Regions from separate parts of the Homo sapiens genome. Here region 1 is linked to region 2. Evidence: read pairs that join two places in POLR2A ChIA-PET (ENCODE). Cell type or tissue: MCF 10A. All regions are shown on one strand.

Evidence for each region. Peaks named below come from ENCODE experiments on the same cell type or tissue, not always from the same donor. Only the 100,000 strongest peaks of a DNase experiment are listed, where the experiment ranks them.
Region 1: POLR2A ChIA-PET joins it to region 2 with 5 read pairs; 10 of 35 experiments call an interaction of 5 or more read pairs at or near these places.

Annotation. Positions count from the first base shown.
Region 1 is chr19:2,489,108-2,493,107 of GRCh38, reverse strand. It overlaps LOC124904614 (a long non-coding RNA gene), which reads left to right. Exons shown (of 2, transcript XR_007067090.1): 2 at 198-1,402. Among named protein-coding and RNA genes, the nearest start is that of GADD45B, 15 kb to the right of the region's middle. RefSeq lists an enhancer at 1,746-2,247 and silencers at 3,624-3,723, 3,744-3,833, 3,844-4,000. In MCF 10A, no CTCF peak of the experiment used is centred here; DNase peaks (open chromatin) are centred at 1,487, 1,807 and 3,667.
Region 2 is chr19:2,625,988-2,629,987 of GRCh38, reverse strand. All of the region lies in intron 2 of GNG7 (G protein subunit gamma 7), which reads left to right. Among named protein-coding and RNA genes, the nearest start is that of MIR7850, 2.7 kb to the left of the region's middle. RefSeq lists an enhancer at 1,808-3,007. In MCF 10A, no CTCF peak of the experiment used is centred here; a DNase peak (open chromatin) is centred at 2,337.

The DNA of each region.
Region 1 (4,000 bases), 140 kb after region 2:
TCTGTGTCTGTCTCCAGGACATAGGCTCCACCTCCCCCCAGGGCCTCACTCCCATCTCCTCCTCCCACCCTGGTCCCCCACCTTCCTGTCCCCACCCTTGTTGGCGGTAGGAACCTACTGTTTCTGGCTGCAAGAGGAGATGGTTGAGGGGGCCCAGTCAGGGCATCCGTTTATCATCCCTCTATTTCTCTTCTTAGCTCAACAAGAAGACCTTCCTGTCTCTGGGCCTCGGTTTCTCCGGCTGTGAAATGGAAGGATAGTTTCTTAGGGTATATGGGCATCACCTCCCCACCTGTGCAGTTCTAATCCCACCAACCCTGGCTGTTTCTGGAGCTTCCTGCAGGCAATGGTCTGAGCCATAGGAGAACTCAAATGATGGAAAATCACAGGTGGGGTGTAGGACTCCCCACACTCCCATGAACCCCTTCAGGCATGGAAGGACAGACACCTCAGGAGGGGATGGCTGGGGTGGGTAGCACAGGTAGGCTTGCAGGGGAAGAGAGGGGATATTTGTGTGTCCAAAATCCTGGCCGGGCACGGTGGCTGACGTCTGTTATCCCAGCACTTTAGGAGGCCAAGGTGGGCAGATCACTTGAGGTCAGGGGTTCAAGACCAGCCTGACCAACAAGGTGAAACCCTGTCTCTACTAAAAATACAAAAATTAGCCAGATGTGGTGGCATGCACCTGTAATCCCAGCTACTCGGGAGGCTGAGGTGGGAGAATCACTTGAAGCCGGAGGCGGAGTTTGCGGTGAGCCGAGATCACACCATTGCACTCCAGCCTGGGCGATGGAGCGAGACTCCATCTCAAAAAAAAAAAAGAAAGAAAGAAAAGAAAAAATAAAATGCGGCCGGGCGCAGTGGCTCACGCCTGTAATCCCAGCACTTTGGGAGACCGAGGTGGGCAGATCACAAGGTCAGGAGATCGAGACCATCCTGGCTAACAAGGTGAAACCCCGTCTCTACTAAAAAAATATGAAAAATTAGCCAGGCGTGGTGGCAGGCGCCTGTAGTCCCAGCTACTCGGGAGGCTGAGGCAGGAGAGTGGCGTGAGCCCGGGAGGCGGAGCTTGCAGTGGGCCGAGATCGCGCCACTGCACTCCAGCCCGGGCAACTGAGCAAAACTCCATCTCAAAAAAAAAAAGAAAGAAAGAAAAAAAAGAAAGAAAATGCGTGTCTCTGCATGAGGGCCTGTGTGTGGGCACCAGGCTCTGGCTTCTGGAGGTGAACAAATCAAAGTGGACTCAGGTGTTTCCTGGACATGAGTGTGTACTCTCAGGCGTGGGCTTATTCCCACCCCGTGGATGTCTAGAATGTCGTTTCCCAGGATCTTTTTGTTGTTTGAAGATGTGCAAATGTCTGGTATGCAGAGTAGAGACATTCAGTACATATTTGCAAAATGATGTGTTCGTGTATTCACTCATTTGTCCACTCAGCAAATATTCACCAAGTGCCAACCAGCTGTGGGGTGCTGGAGACGCACAGTGAGCAAAGCAGACAAGCATCTCTTTCCTGTCACCGCTATGGGTGAATTACCGCTGGGCCATTGCCTGTGCTGCACGGTTCATGTGCCAGGGTGACCCTGCACGTGTTCATGAGCACACCCGTTTGTAGGTGGGGTACAGAACTCACATCAGCATGGCCCATGCACGTGTGCACACATATACATGCACACCCGTGTGTGCGCACAGGTTCACCGGCGACTCTTGTGCAGGCTGGGCCTCGCCCGTCCTTGGCATTGCCTGCCTGCCCCGCCCATCTTCCGAAAGTGCCAGGGGCCAGGTGGGGCCAGGCGGGCCCGGAAACCTCTCCCAGCTGCTGTGCCCAGTTTCAGGGAAGCCAAGGTCTGGCGCCCTGCCCGTGGAGACTGCCTACCCTTGCACCTGCTTCCCGGGCTTCCGGGAAGGGCCTGGAGGCCCAGCCCCCAGCCCTGCTAGCCTGAATCCACCACCCAGAGGCACACAGCAGAGAGGGAATGCAGCCCCCTTTCCCCCCACACCTTGGAGCCCTTCAAAGTCAGAACCAGAAGAGACTCCAGCAGGGCAGAGTCTCTTACCCAGGTGGGGTAAACTGAGGTGCACACAAAGGGCCCAGAGAAAGGGGCTGCACACAGATGAGTTCCCTGCACTCTACTCCCACCCCAAATCAGCACGTGCAGGCTTCCACAGTTTGAGTACTGGCACCTCATGGATCTCTGTATACCGCGGGTATTCACAGGCCTCGGGGCTCTGTGGAGTGAGCATTGGAGCTTAGAAATATTTGCATTTCCCTAGTGGGAACACGCAGTGCAGGTCAGAGTGCAGGTGTGCACACCAGGGTCTTAGACACATGTGGGTGCTTGTGCTTGCATGGACAAGGCTGTTTGTGCCGGGCACCATGGCTCACATGCCTGTAATCCCAGCAGTTTGGGAGGCTGAGACAGGCAGATCACCTGAGGTCAGGAGTTCGAGACCAGCCTGGCCAACATGGTGAAATGCCGTCTCTATTAAAAATACAAAAATTAGCCGGGCGTGGTGGCAGGTGCCTGTAATCCCAGCTACTCGGGAGGCTGAGGCAGAAGAATTTCTTGAACCCAGGAGGTGGAGGTTACAGTGAGCTGAGATTGCGCCATTGCACTCCAGCCTGGGGCACAAGAGCGAGACTTCATCTCAAAAAAAAAAAAAAAAAAATGAGGCTGGGCACGGTGGCTCACCCCTGTAATCCCAGCACTTTGGGAGGCCGAGGCAAGTGGATCACCTGAGGTCAGGAGTTCAAGACCAGCCTGGCCAACATGGTGAAACCCCATCTCTGCTAAAAATACAAAACTAAAAATACAATACAAGCTGGGCGTGGTGGCGCGCGCCTGTAGTCCCAGCTACTCAGGAGGCTGAGACAGGAGAATCGCTTGAGCCTGGGAGGGGGAGGATGCAGTGAGTTGAGATCGTGCCACTGCACCCCAGCCTGGGCGACAGAGCAAGATTCCATCTTAAAAAAAAAAAAAAAAAAAAAAAAAGACAAAAAGACAAGGCCGTTTGGGAGTGTGGGAGCTTGGGGGCTCCTCACATGAATGTTTGTCAGTGGGTGCCTGTGCACGGTGGGTGTTTGCACGAGTGCAGGTGCAGGTGTTTGCATGTAGGTGGATGCCTGCACACAGTCGGTTTTGTATGTATCTGGGTGTCTGCACGCAGTAGGCATTGCGGCCAGGTGGGGCTCTGCACACAGTGGGCTTTGCATGGAAGAGAGGTGCTGCATACAGTAAGCCCAGCGCGAAGACAGCGATCTGCACACAGTGGACGTCTGCACGCAGGAGAGGGGCTGCACCCTGTAGGCACTGCAAGAAGGTAGGGCTCTGCACACAGTAGGCCTTGCATGCAAGAAAAGGGTCACACACAGCAGGCGTTTGCACGCAGGAGAGGGGCCGCACACAGTAGGCATTGCAGGCAAATGGGGTTCTGCACACAGTAGGCTTTGCATGGAAGGGGGGTGCGGCGCACAGTAGGCCCTGCACGAAGACGGAGATCTGCACACAGCGGGCGTTTTCACACAAAAGACGGGCTGCGCACAGTAGGCCCGGCTGCACGCGTCCAGTGCCGGCCCAGCGGAGAGTAGCGGCTGCAGCCCCGTGCAGCTGAGCACGCACCCGGTTCCTGTGCCACCGCGGCCCCAGGCTCTTCTGCGCCCGACCGGGCAGGTCAGGCGGCTCCGCCGGGGCGTGGGGCGGGCGGCCGGGCAGGGAGGCTATTCCGGGCCCTGGCGCAGTGCCCGAGCCCTGCGCGCCAGGCCGCCCGGGGAAGGCGCCGCTCACAAAAGGAGGGTCTGTGCAGACGCCCCGCCCTCGGCCCGGCCGCCCGCCGCCAGGGGCTTGGAGGAGGGAGACGCCGCCGGAGCTGCCGCCGGCCCGGACCCCCCAACCCCTCCTGCCGGGGCGGCCGCAGACACCGCGCCTGGCGGGCAACAGAGGGAGGCTGGCACCGCCGGGCTCTGGAGGGGGTCGACAGCCGGCGCTGGGGGCTCCCGAGCGC
Region 2 (4,000 bases):
GAAGTTGCAAAAATCACACAGAGCAAAAAACATCACATGTATCTTCACAGTTTCCCCCAGTGGTGACATCTTACGTAACCATAGTACAAAACCAGGAAATGGACCCTGGCACCATGTATGTGCAAAGCTCTGTGCCCTTTCGCACACATGCAGACTCGGCTTCACCTTATTTATGGGTGTGCAGGAACATTAAGTGTCCATAAATGTGGACGGAGCTCCTCTTACTCGTGGGCATGGGGTCAGAGGGAGGCGGGAGTACAACCAAACAAAACCATCTAGACTTTGACCGTTGATGTGGGTGCCAGGTTCCAATCACCGTGTGCCCCCACACTGCGTTCAGGGCTACGCTCTTCTGTCTTCTCCCACTAGTCTGTGAGTCTGTGAGGTCTTGTCCACTACCTCTTTAGGCAGCCAGCCCTTCTGGTGGGCTTTGTCGTGGGGAGGGGGTGGCACTAGGTGTGTTCTGGGGCTCCTAGCACTAGAAGACTTGTTTCAAATCCAGAAGCACCTCCTATTCGTGTGGGCGCCCAGGCAACTTACCTGACCCGTCTGTGACTCTGTGTCCTTGGGGACCTCCTATTCTAAACACAAGAGCGTGGCCTGCTGTCACCGTCACCATCCTGGCATCTGCAGAAGAGCCACCAAGCGCTGCCTCCTGAGAATTTCTGGAAGGAGGAGATGACTGGTAGAGTGGAAAGTTATTGAAAGGGACATTTGGAGTTCTTTCCAAGGGACATAACCCATCTCCCAATATCCCCTATCCATTTGCTCAACCTTCAGAGAGACCTACTAAGATATCCAGTTGTTCACCTCAAGTCTTCAACTTTCCCCAAAGTTCTTTGCTGTTTTCTCTGTGCCTTGCACAGAGCCTGATGCATAGTACGTGCTCCTTGGGGGCCACTTTGTGTGTGTTTCCTACTAATGGCACCTACAGCAGCAATGGCCACCATGTCTTTTACAGCTACAGTCCTAGGCAGAATTCCAAGATGGCGCCCAAGACCCCCACCGCCTGGTGCCCACATCTTATCTAATCCCCTGCACTTGAGGATGGGCTGGACCTGCGAATACGATGGGGTGTCACTCCAGTGGTTAGGTTAATGCAGTTAGGTCGTGTGTTCGGTAAAGGGATTTTGCAGATGCGACGAAGATTCCTAGTCAGTTGACCTGAGCTCATCAAAAAGGAGACATCCTGGGTGGGCCTGACCTCATCAGGTGAGCCCATAAAAGAGACCAGAAGCACATCCCGAGGTGTCAAATTCAGAGAGACAGAAGGGAGAATGGTGGGTGCTAGGGGCTGGGGGAGGGAAGAGGGGAGCTGTTGTTCAGTGGATACAGTGTCTCAGTTTTACAAGATGGAAGGTTCTGGAGAGCCATTGCACAGCAGTGTGAGTATACTTAACATCACTGAACCGTACACATAAACGTGGTTAAGATGATCCGTCTTATGTTATATATATATATACACACACACACACACACCACAGTTGAAAGAAAGAGAGAAAGGGAAGGGGTTTCTTGCCTTAAAGAAAGCAAACAGCTATGTCGTGAGCTGCCTGTGGAGGGTCCATGTGGCAGACACCTGAGAGTAGCCTCTAGGGGCTCAGAGCACTCACATCCAACAGCCAGTAGGTAAACAGGGACCTCATTCCTAGAGCTGCAAGGAAATGAATTCTGCCGATAACCAAACTAGCTCAGAAGAGGACCCCAAATTCCAGATGACAACTCGGCCCAGCCCATACCTTGATTTTAGGCTTATAAGACTCTGAGCGGGGGACCCAGTTAAGCCAGACTCTTGACACACAGAAGTTGTGAGATGGCAAATGGTGTCTTTGTTGCCGCTGTTGTTACTCAGCAGTAGCTGACTCATACACTTGCCGTGTTGTTTGCCATGTTGAGATTGAGATAATGATCTCCACTTCACATAGGAGAAAACAGTAGCTGAGAGGGGCTGACGTGCCCAGGGTCACATGGCAACTGTGTTGTGATCATCACATTAACTGTGCCTGTCACCTGGGCCGGACCGTCACCTCCTTCATTAAGATCAGGGATCTGGTCCAAGTCTTCACCAGATGTTTACTGAGTGAGTGAAAGAAACAAAGAATGAAGGTGCTGGGACCGATCCTCACCTGACCTCCTGCACACAGGTGAGTCTGTGTCTGCGACCAGGACCAGTGACACCATAGGACACTGAGTGAAATCTCGAGAACATAACTGTGAGGCTCAGAAGGAGTAGTCAGCACATGCAACTCCCCGGGCTGAGTCAGCTGCCGGTGTTGAGGTCGGAGCTGATCAGCCTCCTGGAATGTGACATGCTGTACCCTGACTAATATTCCGGCTGAATCAGAGCTTTGCTCGTAATGAGAGGCAAGTCTCGAGCCAGTCACCCTCTGGCCCATGTGAGACTGGGAATTCAGAATCAGCCGGGAGTGACAGAAAGCCAGGTCTGGCTGGCACGCCTGGGTGGGTGTTTACAGCACGCGGGCTGCCAGCTGTGACCAGCTCTGAAGGGAGCCAGGGCCAGAGGATGCAGGTGCAGAGGACAGGCGCCCGGAGGAAGTGGGAGGAGAGGCGGCCACAGGGCTGGGGCCCCACTCTGGGTGCCCCTGGAGCCATGCAGGGGGTGGGTTCACCCCCTTACCGCCATTTAACATGTGAGGTGGATCGTTCTCTGGGGTGGGTCATCCTGGGCACTGCAGGGTGCTGACAGTGTCCCTGGCCTCCACCAACTCCATGCCAGGAGCACCCCCAGTCATGACAACCACAAATATCCCCAGACATCACCCAGCGTCCCCTGGGACAGAAACACCTTGGTTGAGACCCTCTGGGATAGAAGATTCCACAGACCCCAAGAGATTCTGCATCCCATGATCCTCTGCCCTGCGGAGGTCCCAGGAGGCTGCACACATTGAAATCCACACCTGAGTGGGAAGAGAGAGAGGAGATGAGTCCCAGGAGCTGGGGCTCCCGGGTTTATGCCGTCTGCTCCATCTGGAGTTTATTCCAGTGTCTGGTGTGAGTAGGGAGGACACTCAGTTTATTCCCAAATAATTAAAGCAGGTCTCTCCCCCTGGGCACTGTGGACACTGACACTGGACTGTTCTCTGGGGTGAGGCCGTCCTGGGCACTGCAGGGTGCTGAGCAGCATCCCTGGCCTCCACCCACTCCATGCCAGGAGCATGGACCGATGTGAGGGAATATTAGTCAGGGAAGGTCCCACTTCCCTCCGTCATGACAATTACAGATGTCCCCCGACACCGCCCAGTGTCCCCTGAGGGGACAGAATTACCCCAGTTGAGACCCTGATTGAGTGAACCGATGAAGACAACACCGCCCAAGAGTGAAAGCAGGTGCCCACACCAGGAGCTTTGTTCGGGAATTCAGGGAGGGCTTCCTGGAGGAAGTGACATGAGTTGAGTGTTGCTAGTGCCCTGAAGGTGACAGGTGGGGTGGGGGATACAGGTGCAGAGATGGTTCCAGGACCTTGAAAAGGTGAGAGGGAGGGAGTGAGGAGGCCGCACGGCAGAGGCTGCATTTTATCCCGAGGGCAGGAGGGAGCCATAGCGGGTTCCGGCTCCACCCATGACAACAATCAATTGGTTTGGGTCCAGCCTCCCTGTGTGACAGATTAGGAAACTGAGGCACAGAGGGGGTGAGAGATGCCCCAGCCTCCTGTGGGTGGCAGAGATCCCGGTGGGTTTCCACGGTGCCGCTGGTCAGGCTGGTTTGGGGCAGGGGGCCGGCTTCAGGCCTGGGGCGGGAGCAGCATCAGCTTCACGTTCCCGCTGGAGACACGGGGTCAGGTGGGCACCCGCGGTCACTCTCTGCTTCTGTTTGGTAAAATGGGGGGTGATCACCACCCCTGCAGTCCAGGGTTGCTGCAGGGAGTAAATGAAATAATCAGGCCGGGCGCCATGGCTCACGCCTGTCATCCCAGCACTTTGGGAGGCCGAGGCGGGTGGATCACCTGAGGTCAGGAGTTCGAGACCAGCCTGGCCAACAT